2 separate regions of the Homo sapiens genome follow, and region 2 is linked to region 1. Evidence: read pairs that join two places in POLR2A ChIA-PET (ENCODE). Cell type or tissue: Panc1. All regions are shown on one strand. Links, peaks and the distances in the headings refer to the core of each region. The heading gives the core; the rest is flanking DNA.

Region 1 (5,377 bases), core at 281-5,280:
TGGGTCCTGGTTGCCACTGCAACCTCCCCCGCTCCCACACACCCTCTGAGGCCTGTTGCTGCCATACTGTGTTGTCTTTACAGAGGGCACCCACGCTGCTCCGTGCCCCAGGCTCTGGCACTCTCAGGCTTCTCCTGGGGCAAGGCCTCCCACAAGAGGCCCCTTCCTTCCAGCTCCGTCAGCCACAGAGCCAGCCGCTGCTCTCCCCATGCTCGTACACGCTCCTGGCTGGGCCTCTTCCTTCCCTGTGGATCTGTGCTTCAGCCCTGGTCTGACTGGAGGGCCCCTCCTCCGTGGTCTGGTCAGAGCTTGATGGATTGCCCTGGGGCCAGCTTTTGGTGGAACAGACCACATCTCTCCTCCATAGGGAACACAAATGAAACTCCAATTCCCTAACAGTAAGAGGAGGAAAATTTGATTCTGTTCCCCCACCCCACAACGTTCTAGGTCTTTGTTTTCATCCAGCAGTTGCTCCTGACTCTTAATTTGCTAAAACAATCTGTCATGGGGCTAAGGTGAGACAGATTGTGGAGGCTGCACCACCCAGCCCACCCTACCTGAGCCTGTCTCTCCCACCCTCAGGAGGGAGGTGACTTGTATGGAGTTCTGAGTACCTCTTGTGTGCCACATCCTTCACGTATGTTGTTTTATTTGCGTGGCAGTCTGTGAAACAGGTTGCCTACTTTAGAGCTGAGAAGACTGAGGCTGGATGGTTAAGGAAATTTGTCTAAGGCCACATAGCTGGAATCTAGAGCTAGAATTGAACTTTAGTTTTCCTGGCTTCTAAGCTGGGTTTCTTGCAGACCCTGTAGTGTCTTGGAGCTGACTCCTACCCACTTATTGGAGACGACTGAGGAATCTGAGGTGGTTGCTGAAATCGGTTGTGGTGGGAATATTTACACCACAGGAATCGGCCAATGCTGTAAGTCAAGGTTTTTCTTTTTCCCCTTCCAGAGAGTTGGTTATCAGCATGTGCACCTAAGGCTTTACCACACATCCTTTTTTTTTTTCTTTCTTTTTTTTTTTCTTTGAGACGGAGCCTCACTCTGTTGCCCAGGCTGGAGTACAGTGGCGCAATCTCGGCTCACTGCAACCTCCGCCTCCTGGGTTCAAGCAATTCTCCTGCCTCAGCCTCCCAAGTAGCTGGGATTACAGGTGCCTGCCACCATGCCCAGCTAATTTTTTGTATTTTTAGTAGAGACGGGGTTTCGCCATGTTGGGCAGGCTGGTCTCAAACTCCTGAACTCAGATGATCTGCCTGCTTTGGCCTTCCAAAGTGCTGGGATTACAGGCATGAGCCACCGTGCCTGGCCTAATTTTTGTATTTTTAGTAGAGATGAGGTTTCATCATGTTAGCCAGGCTGGGCTCGATCTCTTGACCTCGTGATCTGCCTGTCTTGACCTTGTGATCCACCCGTCTCGGCCTCCCAAAGTGCTGGGATTACAGGTGTGAGCCACTGTGCCTGGCTCACACATCCTTTTTGTCCTGTTCTCCTCTTTGGGGGCTGTGCAAAATGTCGCTATCAAAGGAAGCATGTTGAAAACCAGAAGTTTTTATAAGAATCTGCTGCTTAACATAATGATGTAAATTTTCCCCAGGGTCACCATTATCCATTTTTTCCACTTTAGAAAAATATCTGTCCCCCTCAAGTTTCAGCCTGTGTACCATTTAAACACCAAACTTTTCACAGATTCTGGGGCTCAGACCACTTAGTATTACATACGGGAATCATGAAATCATTAGCTATTACCCTGTTTTACCAACTGTGTAATGTTGTATTTTTATGTTTGTTTGATTTTGAAAAGCCTCTAAGAACGTATAATTAATTGGAGTTTGCTAGTTTGTCTTTTCCTCTTTGTTTTAGTAGTTTGGATGGCTACGCACTAGATCATATTTAATGAGGTTATCATTCATTGTGGTTTGGGGCTTATTACTGCACATTTGGTCACAGACAAGAGCTTGTAAAGCAGAACGTGCAAATACCAGGGGCTTATGACTTTAGAATATTGTAATGATATGTGTGTGCAAGAGGGACCCAATCTTGTCCCTGGTTTAAAGCACAGGGTATATGTAAATCTAAGTTAGGTTTTACGATAAACAGAAGAAAAACCATTCAACCAGATACTAGTAAAATATTCAAAAATGCCAAAAATGTTTATGTGCCTAGCACGTTGATTTTTATTTTAAAGCACTTTACTCATTGACCAAATTATTTATAAAGCAAAATGTCTACTTCGATAGTTTTAAGAAGGGCTGGGTGGCGGGGTAGAGGAACAAATGTAAGGAGCTGGAAGATATTCAAAGTCTAAAGTTTTTTGCTTAAGGACAAAAACTGGCATGTTAGGGGGACAAACGGTTGATGTGATGTTGAATGGTAGTTCTTTTTTTTTTCTTTTGGAGATGGAGTCTTGCTCTGTCGCCCAGGCTGGAGTGCAATGCCATGATCTTGGCTCACTGCAACCTCTGCCTCCCGGGTTCAAGCGATTGGCCAGGCTTGTCTCGAACTCCTGACTTCAAGTGATCAGCCTGCCTCAGCCTCCCAAAGTGCTAGGATTACAGGCGTGAGCTACCCTGCCCAGCCTGAATGGTAGTTCTTGATGAATTATTTTATTTATTGAGTTGAATAAAGTTTGTTTTTGGAGGGTGAGTAGTGAAGAAGGAAGATGAGATTACAAATGTCTCAATTGTAGGATTCCATTTATCCATCACAAAACGATTGATAGTATTATAAGTTCTGTTTATTTGTTTGATGCTTAACAGCTTAAGAAGTACTTTTTTAAAAATCAAGTAATTTCAGAAAGGCAATGTGGTAGCTGTTTTATGGATTTGAAAGTCACTATGTGGTAGAGCTAGAGTTTTAACATTTACATTTTCTAAGTTGAGAGTTTTCAAAACAAAAACTCTATCGTAGCTGTACCATTTTAAGAAAAACGTAAGAAAGAATCAACTAAGTACTGTAGAATTTTATTCTCCTTCCAGTCTCAAATCTTCTACTTGTGAGTTCGTTAACCAAAATGCTAGGGCCTCATCTGTTTAAGACCTATGGGCTGGAGTCAGTCAAGGTCAGTATGTTAAAGTACAAAGAAATATTGTGCTATAGTTTTGGCAAGCCAGCGCCTTCTCATCAAGCGAGCATGCTGATTTTCACGTGATAACCTCGGGCAGGCCAATAGAACCCTGATTTGGGTCCAGAGTCATGGAAAATTTTCCCAATAACAACAGCTCTCTCCAGATAATATTAATAGCTTGGTATCAGTTCCTCCCGCAGGGAGTAAGCTCCTTCTTCTTCCTGCACCCCTGCCGCTAGGCCTCTGTCTCAGCAAAATGGGTGAGCAGAAGAGTGGAAAGACCAGCTTTGGAGCTCCATAGCTCTGCCGCTTAACGGCACCTTTTGGACAACACGCTTAACCACTCTGAACCTCACGTTCTCACCTGTAGTATGGGGATAAGGACTCCAGTACTTTTGGGGTGTTGCAAATATTAAAATAAGAATGCAGAATGCAACACTAAACACCTAGCAAAGGTTTGGCCCTTAGTGATTGAGCAGGAAAATTGTAGCTGTTATTTCCATTCACAATTGCACTGCACCTTACACTGTCCAAGAAGCCGTTGAGAAATTTGACAAGGTCTGCTCTGATCGTGAGGAGCTGATCCTGAACAGCTACCTTGCTGCATTGTTTTAGTTTCATCAGTAGTAGTGAAATCAGAGCAGCAGAGAGAAACAGTACCCCTCTGTTTGGTGCTGCATTTTGCCCCTGCTTACGCTGGAATCGTGACAATTTCTATTGCCAAAATAAAGCAAGGTAGGGGGAATTCACATGTTCATCCTTGTACCTTTAGAGCAATGAGGCTGTGAGGTGAAGAGCAACAACCGGTTTTGCCCACACCCAGGCCCAGGAAGACGCTGCCCTACTTGGAGGGTCCCGCAGCCCACGTGGGGCACATGCTGGGGGAGGGCTACCTCCAGAGACAATTTGAGAAGACCCAACTTTTGTCACTCGTTATCAGAGCTATAGCCCTCATTCCATGGTCTGCGTGCTGCCTGCTTGGCCTCCTTTTTTTTTTTTTTTTTTTTTTTTTTTTGAGACGGAGTCTCGCTTTGTTGCCCAGGCTGGAGTGCAGCGGCGTGATCTCGGCTTACTGCAGGCTCCGCCTCCTGGATTCACGCCATTCTGCTGCCTCAGCCTCCCGAGTAGCTGGGACTACAGGCGCCCGCCACCATGCCCGGCTAATTTTTTGTATGTTTAGTAGAGACAGGTTTTCACCATGATAGCCAGGGTGGTCTCGATCTCCTGATCTCATGATCCACCCGCCTCAGCCTCCCAAAGTGCTGGGATTACAGGTGTGAGCCACCACGTCTGGCCCGCTTGGCCCCCATTTCTAAGCAGGATACCCTCTCCCGTGTGAGGGCTCCTCAGGGTCTGTGTGGCCATGATGTGGAGTTGAGTTGGGTGCTACGTGGGTGCCTTGGCCTCACCTTTCAGCCCCGTTTCCCCTCTGCACATGGCTTCTACCTCCTCTCCTTGACCCCATGGTTAAACAGAGTTGGGTCTTTGTCCAGGGATCCCATTTGGCATTGGGTCAGCAGGGACTTCTATGTCGATTCTGCACACACATCTGCATGCCAGGCAAGTGTGGCCTTGTTCAGAGATAAATGGGGCCCAGTGCCCATTCCAGAAGAGGACAGCCCAGCACAAGGCAGCTGGACTCTGGGGCAGCCGGACAGGTTAGGGGCCACCATTCCTGCAGTAGGAGCAGTGATTGTCCTGGAGATGCCCTTGAAACTGGGCCTTCAGGTCAGCTGTGACCTCACGGTGGGTGCACTGTGGCAAAGCACATTGGATGCTTGGTTTAAGACGGTGAGTTTAATCCAGAGGAAAACGGGAAGACTTTGAATAGGCACAGGTGTGAGCAGAGCTGGATTTTTCAAAAGTGGTGACAGGTTGAATGGAGGAAGGAAACTATAGCAGTGCTCTTTTTTTGAGATGGAGTCTTGCTCTCTCTGCCCAGGCTGGAGTGCAGTGGCGTGATCTCAGTTTACTGCAACCTCTGCCTCCCAGGTTCAAGCAATCCTCCTGCCTTAGCTTCCTGAGTAGCTGGGACTTCAGGTGTGTGCCACCATGCCCAGATAAATTTTTTTTGTATTTTTAGTAGAGATTGGGTTTTGCCATGTTGTCCAGGCTGGTCCCCAACTCCTGATCTCAGGTGATCCACCTGCCTCAGCCTCCCAAAGTGCTGGGATTGCAGAGGTGAGCCACTGCGCCTGGCCTCATGCTTTTTGTTTTTAACCCCTTTGGCATCCTAATTGTCTCTTCAGATAAATCAACCTGTACTCATCCAAAATTTTTACTTTTAGGAAGTTTGTCTACTTTTTTT
Region 2 (5,377 bases), core at 290-5,289, 73 kb before region 1:
CCACAGCTCAGTCTCCCAAGGAGAATCATGCGTATGACCCTTGATGCCTCCCCTCCCTGAGTTTTCACATCCCACCAGTCACGAAATCCTGGTGATGCCACCTCAACCATTGCACTTCAGTTGTCCCTTCCACCACCTACCATAGAGGAGACCCTGGAGTCCACAGATGAATTAGGAAGACAGCCTCCTGACTGCTTTTCCTCCACAAATCTATCCCCACACCACAGCATTCTCAAAACATATGTACTGCCAAAGTGAGCTTCCTTTTTTTTTTTTTTTTTTTTGAGACAGAGTCTTGCTCTTTTGCCCAGGCTGGAGTGCAGTGGCACAATGTTGGCTCACTGCAACCTCTACCTCCCAGGTTCAAGCAGTTCTCCTGCCTCAGCCCCCAACAGCTGGGATTACAGGTGCCCCCCACCGCACCCGGCTAATTTTTGTATTTTTAGTAGAGACAGGGTTTCATCATGTTGGTCAGGCTGGTCTGGAACTCCTGACCTCAGGTGATCCACCGGCCTCGCCCACCCAAAATGCTGGGATTACAGGCATAAGCCACCTCTCCTGGCCCAGAGTGAGCTTCTTACATATCAATTCCACCTCCATCCAGTCTCTCTGGCTCCCTGCCTCTGGGCACATTGCAGGCTCTGAAGCTGCACACAAGACCCCTCCCAGTCAGCCCACATCCTCCCCAGGCACCGTTTGCTACACACACACGTGGTTTCTCACCACTTCCTGGATGTCTTGTAGTCTTTCATGACTCTGGGCCTTTACATATGTGGTTGTCTTTATTTTGCCCTTCCTCTCACCCCTTGAACTCTTCTCTAGGTGGGAAATCACATTGTCTAGTGGGATTTCGCCAGTCCTCTGGCAGACAGAGTCATTACCTCCCCTACCACCATTCCTGGCTTTCTGCATGCACCTGCAAAAATGAGCCTTAACCATTTTTAGACATTTCTCCCCAGTTATGTGTGAATTCCCCAAGAGCAGGGGCCATGCTTTATTTACCTGTGTATTCTTAATAATTGATACAGTGACTAGCAAAAGAAGTGCCTTGAACGTGAATGTCCAAGTCACCTGGGTTTTTTGGCCTAAAGCAGGCATCACTGCTGTAGAGGTTAAAGGAGCAAAAGAGACGGGACAGGAGCACAGAGGGAGGGGCAATGGTGTGTCTTCTTGGCTAGGAAGGAAAAGCAAACATATTGAATACCTACTTTATATACCAGCTGAGGATCAGCTATCTGTCCACTACTTTACATATGAAACATAACCTCATATGAAACCCATCCTGGCCTGACACTGATCATATTCGCGGAAGGGAGAGGGGGTGGTTGGATGGTGGTAGCAGCTGGAAGAGAGGAGACGACAGCGGCTGGGATGAAGGCAGCGTGTGGTGAAATTACCAGCACCCTGGTCGTGCTCTGCTGAAGCAACCGTCACCAAGCCAAAGCCCCGTCTCAGTCTGGGCAGGACACACGAATATGCCCTTCCTGGCCAAAATCTCCTGGAAAGTATGTCATAAGGGAAGCAGCATGGGCTTCAGAGCCATGGAGACTGGGGTTCAAATCCCCCCTCAGCCATTGCTAGCTATGTGACCTCAAGCAAGTTACTTAGCCTTTCTGATCTTCAGACTCCTCTCTTGAAAAGGAAAGAAAAATACTTATTTCACAGGATTCATTCCCGGAGAAGATATTTTTTCAGTCCTCATTTGTGCCACCTTCATCTAGTCAATGGGAATATAGTAGCTTCAAATATAATAGGTACTTTGGGGAGGCCAAGGCAGGCGGATCTCTTGAGGCCAGGAGTTTGAGACCAACTTGGGCAACATGGCAAGACTCTGTCTCTATGGAAATTTTTAAAAATTAAAAATTAGACAGGCATAATGGCACATGCCTGTAGTCCTAGCTACTCAGGAGGCCAAGGCAGGAGGATCATTTGAGTTCAGGAGTTCAATCCTGCAGTGAGCTATGATCAGACCACTGCACTCCATCCTGGGAAACAGGGCGAGATCCTGACTCAAAATATACTATACACAGACACAACACACGCACACACACACACACACATACACACACGTAAAGTAGGTACCTAATAAATATTAGTTTCCTTCCTTTCTGCTATTTATACTCTGGGCAAAACACAGAATCCTTAGAGAAGTCCTCTACACTTTTTTTTTCCTCCAATGTACATTATTTTATCCTCCAAGTAAGATTATCTAATAATAATACTAAGACCTAGCCAGATGCAGTGGTTCACGCCTGTAATTCCAGCACTTTCGGGGGCTGAGGTGGGAGGATGGCTTGAGCTCAGGTGTTTGAGACCAGCCTGGGCAACATGCTGAAACCTTGCCTCTACAAAAATAGAAAACTGAGCCGGGTGAGGTGGTGCACACCTGTAGACCCAGCTACTGAGGGAGACGGGTTGGGGGCTGAGGTGGGAGGATCACTTGAACCCAGGAAGCGGAGGTTGCAGTGAGCTGAGATCGTACCACTGCACTCCAGCCTGGGCAACAGAGCAAAATTCTGTCTCAGAAAAAAAAAAAAACCCTAAGACCTAACATTTCCCAGGTACTTACCATGTGCTAGGAACTATTCAGTACGTATATATTTGTATATTTAATAATTTAATGCTCACAACTCAGTGAGGCTGGGTTTCCCAAATAAGGAAATGAAGGTGCAGAGAAGTGAAGAAATATGTCAAGGTCACACAGCCAGTAGATGAGGGAGCTAGGATTTGAACCTGGGCACCCTGGCTTGAGTCCACACTCTGAACCAATAGAAACCAGTACATCAGAGATCACATAGTTCAGCCCCTGTGGATGATACATTTGCTGAGCTACCTCTCTTTCCCAACCTTTCTTTTTGTTTTCTTATCTCCTCTCATCTCTTCTTTTCTTCTCAGTTGAGGAAACTGAAAGCCACGTTGGACAATGTTAGGTGACATGCTCAGAATGACATAGCTACTTCTGGCATTTATTCTGACTCCTATCCCAGGCCTTTTCCATGGCAGCATGGACCAATATGAAGGCAAATGGCTAAAATTAATTTTTTTAAGTAAATATTTTATATTATCTTATCCTCCTAGTTGTAATAATCATTTGAAGGTATCAGATCTGATAACAAAATATTTACATTAGATACCATAGTGTTTCTTTTTGTTTAATTAATACCAATTTGAAATGTGTTCTTTGTTTTTGCTAGTGTTGTTTGAATTTCTGCCCCCATAAATATTTGTGCCGTTGTCTTAGTTTCAATTAGCATTTGGTGTTTTCCTTGGACTGGTTTTTGTGATGGGATGGGGGTGGAGTATTCACAGCCTGATATGCCTTCTGTGAAACTCTGCATCCCGAAACCACATAGCGCAGTGCAGGAGACGACATCGATGTACAGTCAAAACAAGACTGGGAGTGCCCTGTGAGCCAGGCAGTGCTGCGTCTCAGCTGCAGAGTGACCCTGAAGCTCAGGACACCCGGAGGCAGTCATCACACGGAGGAACACTGAAAAAACAAGCCCTCCCCTGAACCTTCCAGAACTTTGCTCTGAACTGACACAAGGTGACCACCATCCAGAACCTAATTCCAGGGAAGAACACTTTTATGAGAGTCAACAGGTGTCATTGAGAAATCTGGATATAAGTTCATAGAGGGTGGTGGAGGAGAGAAATAAGACATTGTAAACCAAAGGCCCTTGCAGATAGAAGGATTTCCAAGTGCTCCTATATGTCAATGAACTCCTTTGAGTTTTTATTTCCCCATCTGTAAAATGGGACTACTAATACTCATCCTGATGATCACCAGGGACCAAATGAGGAAGTTATGTAAATGAGATCAGTTTAAAAACTATAAAGTGCTCTGGGAATACGACTGCTATTCTGTAATACATGTATGTATGTACTGTATGTATGAAGTGGAGTTTCAGCAGCATGACATGGACAACAGTGATTTCCACTAAAACACATGAGAAAGAATATACAATTCATGATAAATTTCAAGTGACTGTTGCATTTATTTTTATTATTTTTGGTTTTTAAAGACAGGGTCTCTCTGTTGCCCAGGCTGGAGTGTGGTGGCTATTCACAGGTGGGTCATGGTTGTAGCACACTACAGCATCAAACTTCTAGGCTCAAGTGATGCCCCACCTCAGCCTCCATAGCTGGGACTACAGGCAAACTCTATCACACCGAGCTAGTTATTGCATTTTTTTTTTTTTTTTGAGACAGAGTCTCACTCTGTTGCCAGGCTGGAGTGCAGTGGCGCAATCTCAGCTCACTGCAACCTCTGCCTCCTGGGTTCAAGCGATTCTCGTGCCTCAGCCTCCCAAGTAGCTGGGATTACAGGCGTGCGCCACCACATCCAGCTAGTTTTTGTATTTTTAGTACAGATGGGGTTTCACCATGTTGCCCAGGCTGGTCTCAATCTCCTGATCTCGTGATCTGCCCGCCTTTGCCTCCCAAAGTGCTGGGATTATAGGCATGAGCTACCGCTCCTGGCCGCTACTGCATTTTTAAACCTGGGTCAAGCAAGACAGCTTTGCAAACATAACAAAATAACAACAATACAGTCCCGTAGTGTTAGATAGGGATTTTGCACGGGCACTGAGCCTTCCAGACAAACTCAAGGCTGGTGAGGCAGGTGATACCTACAGCCTGGAGGAGCCAACTCCTCTACGCATGCTACACACACAGGGGTGCCGTTTCTGGGCTGCAGCTCCAGGCTGGGGAGAGTTCCTCGCATGGATAAATGTTAGAGACAGTGTCTTACAAAAATGAAAAACGAAGTCAAGTTTTCTTCGCAGCTTCTATACATGTACCCAATGAAAATCAGAAAACCACAATTCTAATTCTTAGGCCGGGCGCGCTGGCTCATGCCTGTAATCTCAGCACTTTGGGAGGCCAAGGCAGGTGGATCACCTGAGGTCAGGAGTTCGAGACCAGCCTGACCAACATGGAGAAACCCCTGTCTCTACTAAAAATACAAAATGGGCCAGGCGCAGTGGCTCACGCCTGTAATCCCAGCACTTTGGGAGGCCAAGACAGGTGGATCACGAGGTCAGGAGATTGAGACCATCCTGGCTAACATGGTGAAACCCCATCTCTACAAAAACTACAAAAATTAGATGGGCGTGGTGGTGGGTGCCTGTAGTCCCAGCTACTCGGGAGGCTGAGGCAGGAGAATGGCGTGAACCCAGGAGGCAGAGCTTGCAGTGAGCCAAGATCACACCACTGCACTCCAGGCTGGGTGACAGGGTGAGACTCCGTCTCAAAAAAAAAAAAAAGAAAAACACAGTTCTAATTCTTATTGATACTCTTTTGTCTCAGAATGATAGAACGGAGAAAAAGTAGAGGTTTTTTTTTTTGAGACACAGTCTCACTCTGCAGCCCAGCC

Evidence for each region. Peaks named below come from ENCODE experiments on the same cell type or tissue, not always from the same donor. Only the 100,000 strongest peaks of a DNase experiment are listed, where the experiment ranks them.
Region 2: POLR2A ChIA-PET joins it to region 1 with 7 read pairs; 9 of 35 experiments call an interaction of 5 or more read pairs at or near these places.

What each region holds. Positions count from the first base shown.
Region 1 is chr18:23,143,924-23,149,300 of GRCh38, forward strand. The region is part of intron 1 of CABLES1 (Cdk5 and Abl enzyme substrate 1); the gene reads left to right. Among named protein-coding and RNA genes, the nearest start is that of CABLES1, 11 kb to the left of the region's middle. In Panc1, for the core only: no CTCF peak of the experiment used is centred there; no DNase peak of the experiment used is centred there; H3K4me3 peaks cover 86 bases; H3K27ac peaks cover 2,107 bases.
Region 2 is chr18:23,070,822-23,076,198 of GRCh38, forward strand. No RefSeq gene overlaps it. Among named protein-coding and RNA genes, the nearest start is that of CABLES1, 62 kb to the right of the region's middle. In Panc1, for the core only: no CTCF peak of the experiment used is centred there; no DNase peak of the experiment used is centred there.